Regions from separate parts of the Homo sapiens genome. Here region 1 is linked to region 2. The links are chromatin contacts, found by Hi-C in ENCODE. All regions are on one chromosome and are shown on one strand. Each heading gives the region's core, a stretch centred on a gene start or an enhancer-like site at or near the end of the contact. The rest is flanking DNA. Distances are from core to core; before and after follow the strand shown. Region 1 has its middle 140 kb from the start of EFNA5. Region 2 has its middle 280 kb from the start of LINC01950.

Evidence for each region. A loop is a pair of places that touch in the nucleus more often than their neighbours do. Pooled maps may share reads with other maps.
Region 1: a loop to region 2 is called in a map with no recorded cell type, with 7 times the contacts of the local background. The contact joins two enhancer-like sites. A Hi-C loop is called at or near these places in 7 of 37 single-sample maps with no recorded cell type and 3 of 50 pooled maps.

Annotation. Positions count from the first base shown.
Region 1 is chr5:107,811,420-107,814,119 of GRCh38, forward strand. No RefSeq gene overlaps it. Among named protein-coding and RNA genes, the nearest start is that of EFNA5, 140 kb to the left of the region's middle. RefSeq lists enhancers at 1,038-1,147, 1,248-1,347, 2,065-2,264. Within about 2 kb of position 1,287, at least 3 of the 41 ENCODE cell types and tissues checked have a DNase peak (open chromatin) inside an H3K27ac peak, as active enhancers do.
Region 2 is chr5:107,292,990-107,295,689 of GRCh38, forward strand. No RefSeq gene overlaps it. Among named protein-coding and RNA genes, the nearest start is that of LINC01950, 280 kb to the left of the region's middle. Within about 2 kb of position 1,367, at least 2 of the 41 ENCODE cell types and tissues checked have a DNase peak (open chromatin) inside an H3K27ac peak, as active enhancers do.

The DNA of each region.
Region 1 (2,700 bases), core at 37-2,536, 520 kb after region 2:
TACTTGGAACTCAAGAATGCTGGTAATGAGCCTGATGGCAAGTTGGAAATGGGTTTTCAATACGATCACTTGACAAACATGATTTTTACGACTTTGAGCTTCAACCACAGGCCATGTTATTGGACAGACATGTGAATAGGTAAATGTCTAACTACTATTTCTGTATTTCTATAATATTCTTCCCTTTGGGGCCATCAGGACAATCTACCAGGTCTAGGAATCAGACTACTTTCTGAATCTGAAAGGGGGCTGATGGCAGCTACCAGGATTTGGGAACTAGGAAGAACGAATAATGACAAAACAGTTTAAGAAAAGATGAAAGAACTACTTTGGAGCAGAATTGGCTAGAAGAAATGTTAATGGCCTGCCTTCATGGTGTTGTACAGAAAATGAAATACTGAGAAGCCACAAAGAGAGCCCATCCCTGTGGTATAACTGTGAGGCATAATAGGAGGAATTTAAAAAGAAAAACTTGAGACAGGCATTAGGAAACAGACAGAACTTCCATATTCCCAGAAAGAAGGTGAGCACATTGAAGGCATTTAAAAACTGAGGTTGAATTAAACTCTAGGAAATATTTTCTCTTGTCGGCAACAATTCTCTGCTGGCCCAGTGGGACAGAGTACATCATCTAACGAGACATTTTTATTTCTAATTTCTTTAACTCCATGGAAAATCCTTCCTGAATTCTCCGCAACTCTCTGTGGTGTTTACTAAGTGAAATAACTTAGTGCCCTCCACAGCCTTCACTAACTTAGTATCCATTCGCTCTTCCAAATCAATAATAAACACATTAAATAACATTGGTCCCCATACAGACCCCAAATGCACCACACTATTAACCTCTCTCCACTCCAGGAAACCAGCAGTCACTCTGTCTCCCACGGCTTAGCTGGTTTTGTAGAAATCTCCAGCCTTTGACTGCTCCTGCCCAGCTGAAAGAAGGGTCTAACTCCACTTCTGCTCTTTCCTGGTTAACACTGCAGGGCTCTCTGGTGGAAGCCTGCACCCCTGGGGCAGTGGCTGCAGGTAACACTAGTCTATTTGATGGGAGGCCTAAGAGTTTCAGCAAGGAAGGAAAGCAAGATGGAAAAAAGTTTATTGTTCTTACTGAAAACCCAATTGCACTGCCATTTTTCAATTCCATTGAGAAATGTCAATGTTCTTTCCCACCGTCTGGCGGAGGCAGATTTGACCAGGTGTCTCCACACAGAGTGGGTTCTCACAGTTGGGCTGCGTGTGTGTCATAAAGCTAAATAAGGAGCCAGTTCAGTCCGCCACCCCCCTTCGCTTCTGCCGGCCAGACACACTTCCCCATATGACAGTCTTATAAATAGCTGCTAAGCAGCTGGTCCTCCTCTCACCTCCTGACTCTGTCAGAATCCCCCACTAGAAGCCCCTGACAGTCATGCAGCTGGGAGCTCCCCTTTTCTCTTCTTCTCTCCTCTCCACTCCCTACCTCTGACATATGGCCGCCACCTCAACAATGCCCACTGAAACCAGCCAGGGACTGACTTCCATGGGAGAAGGGATCAAGCAGGCTGAGGGCTGGATCTGACCACTGAAGCAAACTGTCACCCAAGTAAACAGGGGAATGGAAGGTTGGGAGACACCACAGTGAGACACCAGGCAGCCCACAGTACAGCGGCCAGATGGCTGACCCAGCAAAAATCCCAGGAATCTTTCTGGAGTGAGTCAAACATTATAAATATCTGTGGGACTCCGTGATGCTTCTAACTATATATGTACATATTCGAAAATAGTTTTGGACAAATAAATATAGGATGAAATGTATTATTATTAACTTTTACAAAGTTCCAACAATGTGTTCAGAGTTCAAATGAGGGTAGGATTTAGGATAAAGAAAATACAGGAAACAATTAAAGATTTGGAAGCCAATACATGATAAGAAGATAACAAAACAGAAATGGTGCTTTGTTTCTAAATATTGTTGGTTTTCATGAAAGAAGAAGCTCTAGCTGATAGGGTATTATAGCTGCAGGTATGGGCAGAGAGAGTCAAGTCAATTTCACAGGAACTTATTGAGTGCCCACTATGTGCTAGGCACAGGGAATGCAGAGTTATCCCCAGCCTTGATCAGCCCAGACAAGTAGAAGGCCAGTAGATGTTATAGAAGGTGGAAAGGTCAATTTTGCTTTTGGGGTAGAGAGTCGTGGAAGTCTACAGAGAGGACACAGGACAATCTAGGCTGTAGGAATAGCAGGAGTTCAGGCAAGAAGATGCCCACGTTCCCACAGGTCTAAGAAACAGTGGACAGGTCCCCCTGGCATAGCAGGTATAGTGTGGGAGGCGGGGACCTGCTCAAGCATGCTGGAGTGGGCATGCGGCTTGGGGAAGAGGACTTAGACATGAGAAAATGAAACCATTGAACAAAGTGTGCAGTAACCACAAGCTAATGCTGAAATTTCAGATCTCAGTTGTCACCTAAAGAACTCACCCCTTCTTGGTTCTCCTCACATAGGCTATTCTGAAAGTTTATTTTTATTTATTTATTGAGACAGAGTCTCACTCCATCACCAGGCTGGAGTGCAGTGCACTATGTTGGCTCACTGCAACCTCTGCCTCCCAGGTTCAAGCGATTCTTGTGCCTCAGCCTCCCATGTAGTTGGGACAATAGGCACCTGCCGTCAAGCCTGGCTAATTTTTGTATTTTTAGTAGAGAAGGGGTTTCTCCATGTT
Region 2 (2,700 bases), core at 117-2,616:
CTGGCTAATATTTTGTATTTTTAGTAGAGATGGGGTGTCACCGTGTTAGCCAGGATGGTCTCAATCTCCTGACCTTGCGATCCACCCGCCTCGGCCTCCCAAAGTGCTGGGATTACAGGCGAGAGCCACCGCGCCAGGCCTTAAAAAATTTTTAAAAGAAAAAAGAACAAGAGTGGTTTGAAGCTGAATACTTTTTTTGCCTAGCCTCACTCTGACTCCTGCCGATGCTGGCTCCACATCTTCTCATCCCCTCAGCCAGGTGAGCCTCACATTTGTCATGTATGTCAAGTTCCTTTCACTTGAGAAATTTCTACAATCTGTTCTCCACTCTTGCAAATGTTTAAAGTAAAGCATTTTAAAGTATTTATGCTTTCCGTTTATTCTGGCTTAACAGAGGTTTTGTATTAAAATTAGAGATATGATTTGAGACTCTATATAAATAAAATTGGAATCTTTCCACGTAGACAAAGGGGAAACTAAGAATGTCTATGGAGTGAACAACATAAATCCATGAGCAAGGAGGTTGGGGTCTCACAAACAGGAACAGAACTGTGAAGGAGCTTCATATAAACATCTTCACATACTTACGAAGGTGAACCAAGAGGCAACTTGGCTTCTCTTCTTTTCAAAAAAAAAAAAAAAGTTTCTAAAAAATGGAGTTGTTTATAGTCATTCAAAACTCCATATCCATAAAACAGGATAAGGAATGTCTCAACACTGTAGATAAAAGTCATTTGGAGAGAGAACACTCCCTTTAATCCAAGGAATGCGTGCTGATTAGATGACGAGGGTGAACGAAGGCAGTACAACACCTATTATTAATAATAATAAAATGACTTTGAACTTCTCCAGTCCCTTTCATCTAGGAATTTCAATTTGTTATTAAACCTCACTTTTACTTTATCACCCCTTGTAAGGCAATAAAACTGTAATACTTAGAATTTCTACATTCTCTTGTAGTTTTAAATACTTTATCATCATTCATTTGTTGTTCAAGGCTATAACTTACTGAGTAAGCTAGGGTAATTACCCCATTTTATACAGATAGGGAAACTGAGATATAACAACTTCTTGCCGAGACCACACAGTGAGGCTGCTGCAGAGCCAGAATCAAGGCTAATACTTGAATTCGTGCAGGGCTTCTCGGTGGGAAAACTAAATCAGTTCCCACGCTTCCTCCTGAACAGCTATCTTAAGACACAGGTAGCCTTAAAATAAGGAACTTCAGAATTTTAAAAATTAACTTAGAAGAAGTAGAATAATGTTAAATATTCTGCACACTTCAAACTTAGAAGGACTAAAGAAAGGCTAACTGACAACTCATAATAGAACAGGAAGAGAAAAAGAGGAAGTGGGTGATAAACATTCACTGCTTTTCCAAAGATTCACCCCTAACTTTCACAATGGGTAATTGAAGATGCTAAATAACAACATATAACTTGTACTTTATGTATACATTGATATTATCTGATTGCAGCTCAAATTGCCTTTTAAACCCATTCTTCTCTCCCCACCCACCAGGCACTGGGAAGAGGCTGGCAATATCTTGAACATACTACCTTTCAAATCCTTCCTTAAGTGACAATGACAGCAACATTAGTGACAACTCTTGGATGGTACGGAGCATTTTTAGCCCTTAGAACCTACTCATTTGAAGTTAGTGAACTTCTGAAGAATAATTGCCTTAAATATCATATTTTAAAATTCAAATGTTATACTGAAAAAAAGCAAATACTTTATCAGGCATTTGTGGTCACTTGACCTTTTCCAAACCTAGAATGTTAGCCTTATTAAAATCCACAGCTTTTCTGCCTCTTTCCATTGCGAAAGGGAGGAGGGAAAGACCTAACCCTTAGACAAGTATTTTATTTAACTTCAGAGGCCACTGAAGTATTTTATTTCCTTTGTGAACTTTCCAAGTGCCTTCTGCCCTAGGCAACAAGCAAAGGGTGAATGTAAGGAGTGGTGAAACCAAAAGTGGCTTGGCTGCTCCAGTCAAAAAATAAAAATCAACAACATGTCCAACAGTTGAGATAAATACCCTCCAAACTTGCATCTTGTACATGAAACTGGGTCAGATCAGGCCAGGCCAGGTCATTGTCCCCAGCGGTAGTTATCGATGGAAAACAATGCCACAGGCAAAGAACCCTGGACCAGGGAGATCCCCCTACCTCCCATATCCCCATACCCTAAAGACAGATCATGCATGTACTTTGGCCATGTATAGAAAAACAAAAATAAATAAACCACCCCTTGATTACTAATCTCAAACTTCAGGCAATGTGTGAATGAGATGACTGAGAATACGTGCCGAACTCTGCATTCCTCAACAGAAACCTAGCACCATGTGTATTTCTATCAATTTAATACATTAGATTACACTTAATACAGAAGGCAGACTCTGTTTTTCTGTAAAGTAGAATTGCTACATTTCTACTCTTCCGTTAGCCCACCCTGCAAAACAGCAACAACAATTTAAAAAAAAAAATGCTCCTCTAGACCTTTCATTTTGTTTTCCAGAAATATTGCCAATTTTGCCAAGTTAAAGCCAAGATTCACCACTGCCGATTCCACCCCCAACCCTGCCAAAATCTGAGAAAAACAATAGTTTCAGACATGACAAACACATTGCAAAAAGAGTCAGAACAACAAGTTATGGAAACAGGAAATTATTTAAAACCTTGAATAAAATATCCTTGA